2 separate regions of the Homo sapiens genome follow, and region 1 is linked to region 2. Evidence: read pairs that join two places in POLR2A ChIA-PET (ENCODE). Cell type or tissue: CD4-positive, alpha-beta T cell. All regions are shown on one strand. Each heading gives the region's core, and the rest is flanking DNA. Links, peaks and the distances in the headings are about the cores only. Region 1 has its middle 17 kb from the start of GSG1L. Region 2 overlaps XPO6 (exportin 6).

What was found. ChIA-PET counts read pairs that join two places held together with the same protein. Peaks named below come from ENCODE experiments on the same cell type or tissue, not always from the same donor. Only the 100,000 strongest peaks of a DNase experiment are listed, where the experiment ranks them.
Region 1: POLR2A ChIA-PET joins it to region 2 with 5 read pairs; 8 of 35 experiments call an interaction of 5 or more read pairs at or near these places.

The regions. Positions count from the first base shown.
Region 1 is chr16:28,078,364-28,082,749 of GRCh38, reverse strand. No RefSeq gene overlaps it. Among named protein-coding and RNA genes, the nearest start is that of GSG1L, 17 kb to the right of the region's middle. In CD4-positive, alpha-beta T cell, for the core only: no CTCF peak of the experiment used is centred there; no DNase peak of the experiment used is centred there.
Region 2 is chr16:28,191,069-28,195,454 of GRCh38, reverse strand. The region is part of intron 1 of XPO6 (exportin 6); the gene reads left to right. Among named protein-coding and RNA genes, the nearest start is that of XPO6, 19 kb to the left of the region's middle. RefSeq lists an enhancer at 1,676-1,905 and a silencer at 3,160-3,332. In CD4-positive, alpha-beta T cell, for the core only: a CTCF peak has its summit at 2,126; DNase peaks (open chromatin) are centred at 1,684, 2,104 and 2,474; H3K4me3 peaks cover 1,461 bases; H3K27ac peaks cover 3,679 bases.

The DNA.
Region 1 (4,386 bases), core at 151-4,150, 110 kb after region 2:
CTTTGCAGGCCGTTGTCTCTGTCTCGAATGCTCAACTCTGCCACCGGAGCATGAACTGCAGCCACGGAGAACACTAACAAATGGGTGTGGCTGTGTTCCGATAAAACCTTATTTATGGGCCGGGCGCGGTGGCTCATGCCTGTAATCCCAGCACTTTGGGAGGCCGAGGCGGGTGGATCACGAGGTCAGGAGATGGAGACCACCATCCTTGCTAACACGGCGAAACTCCGTCTCTATTAAAAATACAAAATATTAGCCGGGCGTGGTGGCAGGTGCCTGTAGTCCCAGCTACTCGGTAGGCTGAGGCAGAAGAATGGCGTGAACCCAGGAGGCAGAGCTTGCAGTGAGCCGAGATCGAGCCACTGCACTACAGCCTGGGCGACACAACCAGACTGCGTCTCAAAAAACAAAACAAAACAAAACAAAAACTTTATTTATGGACACCAAAATTTCAATTTCATATAATTTTCATGTGTCAATACATATGATTCTTTTGATTTATTTATTTTTTTGAGACAGTTTCGCTCTGTCCCCCAGGCTAAAGTGCAGTGGGGTGATCTCCGCTCACTGCAACCTTTGCCTCCTGGGTTCAAGGGATTCTCCTGCCTCAGCCTCCTGAGTAGCTGAGACTACAGGGTGGGGCTCCACCATGCCTTGCTAATTTTGGTATTTTTTTTGTAGAGACGGAGTTTCACCATGTTGGCCAGGCTGGTCTTGAACTCCTGACCTCAAGTGATCTGCCCACCTTGGCCTTCCAAAGTGCTGGGATTACAGGCGTGAGCCACCTCACCCGGCCAATGTGATTCTTATTTTGACTTTTTTCAACCATTTAAAAATGTAAAACTCATTCTTAGCGTGTAGGTCAGACAAAGGCAGGTGGTGGTGGGGTTTGGCCCGGGGGCTATAGTTTGCTGCCTGGTCTAGCAGATGCTCCGTATTTGTTGAAGGATTGAAGGGACATTAGAGGTGACAGCTGGATGCTCCGGTCAAGTAGCCCAGAGACTGTGATGAAGCCCCTTGCAACAAAAATCCCTGAGAATTAAAGTAGGGTTGGTGTAAACTGCTGGAGGCAGCTGTCTCACCCCAAGATCTTCAGCGACAGAGGGCAGGGCCAAGAGGTCACCCAGGTGCCTGGCTGGGGAGGTTGTTCCCAGGCCTTCAGTGCTGGTCGACGCCATGGTGCTGAAGTGACAGAGGAGACACGGGAAGGCACTGGCCACTTCCTGACCACACTGCATGTGTTCAGCTGTAGGCTCAGTGAGGATGGGTCCTGGGATTGGGGTCTGGGTGGAGATCTAGAGCACATTGGAGCTGAAACCCTAACCCAGGGCTGGAAAACTCCAGTGACTTCTAGGATTAGGCCAGGAATGCAGATAAGCAAAGGAGGTCTGATGTAAGACAACAGGGCATGATGGGGGCTCTGGCAAAGAGGGGAGACCGCCTCCTATTTAAAGCAGTTACTCAGTCTTGGCACTGTGGCCCATGCTGGTTATCCCAGCATTTTGGGAGGCTGAAGTGGGAGGATCATTAAGCCAGGAGTTCAAGACCAGCTTGGGTGATGTAGTGAGACCCCATTTCTTAAAAAAAAAAAAGTAAATAAAATAAAAATTATTTTTTTAATTAGCTGGGCACAGTAACAAGTATCTGCCATTCCAGCCACTCGGGAGGCTGAGGCAGGAGGATCGCTTGAGCCCAGGAGGTTGAGGCTGCAGTGAGCTGTGATGACACCACTGGACTCCAGCCTTGGTGAAAGAGCAGGATGCTGTCTAAAAAAAAAAAAAAAAAAGGCAATTATTCAGTTTCAGCCAATCCTGCCAGGTGGGAATGCAGGCTCCATGCCAGCAGATTTCTAGATTGTTCTTGAGAAGCTGCAGAATTCAGTTGTTTGTATGAAATCTCCTGATTTAAAATCTTGGCTCAAATAATAATAATACAAAGTCATGCCAGGAGTTTTCTGCATGTTGAGTGGATATTGGAATGCCTTCTTACAGAGAGCTCCGAGAGGCTAGGTTACCTTACCAACAGCACACAGCTCAGAGATGCCAAACTGGGTGTGGGTGACCTCACAGCTGCCTTCCAGGTGGTGGCTCTTTGTGACCTCATTCACTGAGTGAAGGGGGAGAGGATCAGAGGGTCTCTCTTCAGCCAGATTTGGGCCCCAGACAAGATTCAGAAACTGCTACTATCAGCCAGGCTTGGGGACTCATGCCTATAATCCCAGCACTTTGGGAGGCCGAGGTGGAAGGATCACTTGAGCCCAGGAGTTTGAGACCAGCCAGGGAAACATAGCGGGACCTTGTCTCTGCAAAACATAAAAAAATTAGCTGGGCTTGGTGGTGGACGCCTGTAGTCCCAGCTACTTGGGAGACTGAGGCTCGGGAGGATCACTTGATCCCGGGAGGTTGAGGCTGCAGTGAGCTGTGATTACACCACTGCACTCTAGCTTGGGCTGGGCTTTGTAAGAGTGAGACCCTGTCTTTATAAAAAAACAAAACTACTACTCGCTAGCTTTTTTGAAAACTGTGGTGTTCAGAAAATGGATATGGTCACCATATTATAATTCGTATGGCGTAGTACTACTAAATAAGTTTTTTTTTTTTTTTGAGATGGAGTCTTACTCTGTCTCCCAGGCTGGAGTGCAATGGCGCGATCTTGGCTCACTGCAACCTCCTACTCCCGGGTTCAAGTGATTCTTGAGCTTCAGCCTCTGGAGTAGCTGGGATTACAGGCGCGTGCCACCACACCCAGCTAATTTTTGTATTTTTAGTAGAGACAAGGTTTCGCCATGTTGGCCAGGCTGATCTCAAATGCTTGACCTCAAGTGATCCACCCACCTCGGCCTCCCAAAGTGCTGGGATTACAGGTGTGAGCCACCGTGCCCGGCCTGAAGAAGATATTAACATTACAACTTGCTCCTTTATTTGAGAACAGTGGCAATATTATGATTGTTACGATTATGGTTGTGATTTGATCACTACTATACACCTCAGGACTCCCTTCCATATCCAACACCCCACACCCTGCACCCAGGAAATAAATTGGTTTTAACCATCTGGCTGCTAGACCATGTCTCTCCCACCCCACCGCTACTCCACCCCCACTTACCCAACCATCTGGTCCAGCCCTGCCCAGCCAAGCCATGCCGTCTGGTAGACCTTGCTGGCTACCAGCACAAAGGGCTGGTGTTCCCTGTCACCTTCAGTCACAGGGGTGCTAGGAAGGGCATATCCAGGTTCTTGGAGGGACAAAGCCATGCGGGACCTTCCTTCTTGGTTGATAGAGAAGTGGGTGGGTGCATACACCCATGTCTGATGGAAGTGGCTGTCACTCGTGTTTTCGAAAAATGTGGCTTTTTTTGTGAAGAAACTTTGGGAAGTGATGTTGCTGCCATGCCTGCATTCTTTTTTTTTTTTTTTTTGAGCCAGAGTCTCCCTCTGTTGCCCAGGCTGGAGTGCAGTGGCGCCATCTCAAGTCACTACAACCTCTGCCTCCTGGATTCAAGCAATTCCCCTGCGTCAGCCTCCTGAGTAGCTGGGATTACAGGCGCCCACCACCACGCCCAGCTAATTTTTGTATTTTTAGTAGAGACAGGGTTTTGCCTTATTGGCCAGGCTGGCCTCGGACTCCTGACCTCAAGTGATCCGCTCGCCTCGGCCTCCCAAAGTGCTGGGATTACAGGTGTGAGCCACCGCACCCCGCCCATGCCTGCATTCTTAAGGGCCTTGGAAAGCACTCTGCATGCACGCAGTGGCCCAGCCAGCCCACTCTGCAAATCCCTCTGTCTGCCCCTCTCATTTCACAATTCCATCAGAATCGGCGGCCGTGCTGGTGAAGAAGGGTTTGCTCTTAATGAGCCTGCCCAGAATTGCCTTGTTTTCTTGGCGTTGACAAACTATATCCCTTAATAAAAGTTTCATGACTCAATTTAGCACGGGAGGTACATAATCCCAGCCCCTCCTGCCCTGAAATCAAAGATTGCCTCGGAGTATTGGTCCCAGGGGCACTCCTGGGTTTGACACAAACGCTGTCTGGGGGCATCGCTGGCTGAGATTTGCCAGGGGGTCTGTGGGCAGAAGGTGCCCCCTCGGGGAAGGCCTCCCGCTGCTGCCTCCTCCTGCTCTCTTCTGGTGGTCACTGGTCATTCTGGCTGTTCAGCTCTGCCCTGGTCATCCACGGTAGCAGGTTGTTTGCAGAGTCAACCACAGCTCTCCCTCCCATCTCACCAGCCCTTTGCAAATGCTTGTCTCATCAAGAGGTGGGGTCTATTTTCTCCTCTCCTAAATCTGGCCTAATTGGCTCTGCCCAGTAGAGTGTGGCGGATGTGATTGCATGTGAGTGCCCATGAGGCAGCTGGGGAGGCCTTGCAGCTTCCACTTTTGCCTCCTT
Region 2 (4,386 bases), core at 156-4,155:
CTTGGGTGTGGGGAAATGTGTTTTTAGGTGAGTAGTTTTCATGGTTCCATATACATATATGTATAGAGCTTATTCACTATTTTTCATAGTTAGTAGGTGTTCTACAGTGTGGATGTACCTTATTTAACCAATCCTGCCTTGATGGAAATTTAAGTTGTCCCCATTCTTTTGTTTTACAAACGGCATTGACATGAAGATCCTTTACACCTAAGCTTTGGAGGAAAAATCACCAAAAGTGTATTGCTGGGTGAGGTTGTCTTTGTGTTTGAAATTTGATAAATATTGCTGACTTGTCTTGGCCCCCACTGAGGTGGCACCAGTTGTCTTGCCATCCCTGTATGAGAGTGAAAGATGTAATTTCAGTTCATTATGGTCGGTGTCATGTTGAAGCCCACAAGGAGTGAGGAGCTCTGAGGGTGGGGAAGGGGGAACTGCATTAGGCTTCACAGAGTTGGGGACCTTTTCGAGGAGTCAGGAGCATTCTAGATAGAGGAAATGGTGTGTGTGAAGACATGGAACTGTTATGTGGAGAGAAAAGGGTGAGTTTGGGTTTGGCTGAGGCAGAGGGTGGGTGGGTGGCTGTGGATGGTGAGGTGGGGACAGTAAGTCAGCTAGGTTAGGGCCAGGTGATGAAATGGTTTAATCACCCCTGGTGGTCAGGTAGCAAAGACCCTGGGCGGCAGTGGTGATGGGGCTTGCAGGTGAAAGATACTTGAGAGAGAATGTACGACCAGTCTTTTTAGCAATCTTTTTTTACCCCCGAAAAACTTTCTAGACTTGTTAGAACCAGAATCACAAAGCTGGGAAGGGCTTTAGTGCAGGGCTTTTCTGGTGCTCTGTAGGCCCATAGGGATTCTTGGAGGTGTCACAGACACTAGGTTTGGGAGTACAGACAGGCATTTGAGACCCCCTCCTCTACCCTTATTAATTAAGCAGTTTCTCATTTAGTCTGCTTTATATGGTGGGGTTCTATGCAATATTTCTTTCTTTAAAAAGAAAAAAAGTGTTTGCTGCTAGAATCATGAGTCTAGTCCCAAACTCTTACTGTCCTGAACACAGATGGAGGCCTGTGGGACACGTTTTCATTCTTACATTCTTCGTTTGCAGCAGTGAGAGGTGATTTGTATATAAAAATGAAAGTGAAAAGGCATTTGGCATTCTTGGGATGTTTTTGAGCATTTAGCTAATTTTTTATGTAGGATTTTTATTTTGTTCCTTTTTTTTTAAGCTCATTGACTCACCAGTGAAATATCTAGTGAAATAGTTTTGCTCATTTATGGATGAGGGTGCTAAGGGATTTACATCCATTGATGTCATTCCCATAGCTACTTGGTGAGGGGGAGTACTGTTGAAAGTTCATTTTGCAAGTGAAGAAACTTGAGCTCCGAGAGGTTAGGTAATTTGCTCAGGGGCAAGCAGATAAGTAATCAGGAAGTCATCATTAGATGCGACCTGCCCTGATTCCACAGCCCACACCCTTCAGTTCATGCTAAGGCCTTCCCAGGACAAGCGTACCCAGCCACCTGTTGGGGGTGGAAGGGCCCAGGAAGAAGAAGGGTGTTGGATTTCTGGTCAGTCTTGGCTTTGGGCTGGTGCCTGTAGAAGGGGCAGAGCTGAGAGACGGACTGAGTCACTTCTAGCAAAATTGGTTGAGAATCGTGGGACGGGTGATGCGTGCTTGCTGTGCGGGGATTGAAGGCTCATGGAAAACCCCATGTAGAGTTATCATCTTCTCTCTCCAGGGATGTGAGCAAGGCCAAGGTTATTGGCCGAGTACCTGTTTCATTTCACCTGTGCACCGACTCCCTCCAGAAAGGCGCCATCTGCTTTCTTGCTGCTCACTGCCACCACAGTCACCACTACCACTGTTTTGCCTTTCTAATCCAGTGCCTCGCCAGTGGGGTGGAGGGATGGAACTGTGTATAGTTCCAGTATTACAATATAGTTTTTTATATTGTACAAGTTTTAGTTTATTAGTGGAACCCGGGCACATGAAAGTCCCTGGTTAGAGAGTTGCTTTGCAGCGTCTTCTCCCTTTGTGGCTAGTAATGATCTGCGGGGATGGGAGGAGCATTGAGAACCTATTGGCCATGAAGAGTCACTTCCTCCCGACACAGATCTCTGCTTGTGCAGCGCCCCCACACTTCCTGCGTAATGCAGTGCCCTCAGAGATCCCCCAGCAGCTGCCACCCCGGCAACATTATCTATATTTGCAGGGATACTTAAGGACCCTTTGGCAATTGGCAGTGATATTTTGAGAGCCTTTGAGGAACGTGACTGAACATGAATTTTAAAAAAGTATAAAGGTGGCACTAGGTGTATTCAGAGGGACAAGCTGGTGGCAACTTAGGGGGACTTTGCCTTTATAAAAGGAGACCCACACATGGAGTTTACGTAAGAAGAACTTACAGTGAGGGAGAGATGACTGTATCAGCCAATACAGATGAAGAATGCTCCAGGAGCTTGCGGGGTTTGCCCACAGTGCCACAGACTAGACTCAGTAGAGCCAGGACTGGCTCTAATCTGGTACTTTCTCTGCCTGCCATGCTTGGCCCTGTACCCCTCAGTGGCAGCACTGTTTCCCATTAGAGAAAACAAACCTGTTAGTTTTCTCATTGCTTATGTAGAGGGTAACCTTCCTGTGTCCCCTCATTCTTGCTTTAGCCTACATTCAGGGGGGTTTTGACTGCACACCAGGTGGGAGCAGTATTGGGGCACATTCTTCTGGTCCTGTCTCCACCCTCTCATTTCTTCCTTTCCATAGGAGTGATTTATCTGATTGGTACACCAGGGAGAGCCTCACTCCATTGGTCCACATCTACCCAGTGTGAGGTCACTGCATCAGAACACTGCCTGGCTTTGTGCTTGAACTCTCTCCCCTGCTTACCCTTAAGAGAAGCCTGTCCTTAGCTGTGTCCTACCTTCCTTTTGTGGCTAGCACCATTCTTTGTCCCTAGGTCTGGAGGCGGGTGGCAAGGCCAACTAGAAATGGGAAGGGCGAGGCATTGCAGCTTTGCCATTGACAAAGAGGATGGTAGACTTTGGTTTGCTCTTGGTTTCTTGAGACTTTATAGCAACCGAGTGGAACCTGGAGGGGATGATTATGCTACCCCAGTTCCCAGTAGTAATGTGGTCTAGAGATTTTTACCAAAGTCAAATAATATTATAACTTTTTTTTTTTTTTTTTTTTTTGAGACGGAGTCTTGCTCTGTCACCCAGGCTGGAGTGCAGTGGCCCGATCTCTGCTCACTGCAGTCTCTGCCACCTGGGTTCAAGTGATTCTCCTGCCTCAGCCTCCTGAGTAGCTGGGATTACAGGTGTCCGCCACCACCACTCCTGGCTAATTTTTGTATTTTTATTAGAGATGGGGTTTCACCATGTTGGCCAGGCTGGTCTCGAACTCCTGACCTCAGGTGATCTGCCTGCCTCAGCCTCCCACAGTGCTGGGATTACAGGCGTGAGCCACCGCGCCCAGCCATTATGTTAACTTATTTAAAATGCCAAGTCTACCTGGGAATAATTCAGGATGAAGGTGGTTTTACAAGAGACTTGCTCTTAAATAGCACAGGTGGTAATAGCAGCTGAAATGAAATTACTCACCTGAGCAGTAGCGTTAATCATCATGTTAGATTTGCAGCATGCTTTTATAGTGGTTCGTCAGTTTCATACTCATTCATTACCTGATGTCATCCAATGCCAGGTAAAGCCAGCTCATTCATCATCCTTAAAACCCTTGGAGCAGAACTCCTCTGTGCTTCCTCAAGGGGTGTAGGAGCTGTCACTGGGCAAGAGCTCTGGTGGCCTGCCCCTGTCTTCACTTGACCCACAGCTAGCTGACTTTGGGAGGATGCTCTCTCTCAGCTTCATTTTCCTCATTGTAGAACAAGATTGGACTTGCTGTGCTCTGGGGTTTGTTTACTTCTGTCTTAAGATTCTGTGATCGTGTTTTAGCATTTCTTGGTAGCTTGCCTTGTGTTAATGTGCCCAGTAAGTATCTTTTGAGTTTAATACTAGGCATGCAGATATAAACATCCATCCTCCTGGGATATGTACCTGGGAAAGGGAAGCAGATGGGACTGTGAAGACAGAGCCTACTCTTGGCTGTATTACTTACTTTAGACAGTTTCTGCAGAATAACTATTTTTATCATTTACTTTTTTTGGCTGTTTAATTAAGCCTTCTGACTGGAATATAAATAAGTATATAAAATATATGTATTTTAGCTCCTAGTGGATATGGTTTGTTGCCCAACCAGTAGATGCAAACATTTTAATGTCTAGGCTGTGTAACTGTGGTGAAAATAAACCTGGCACCTGAGAGAATAATTCTTTCCTATTGTATCCTTTTCTCCATTTCTCTTTCCCATATGCCTAGCTAGCTGGGAGC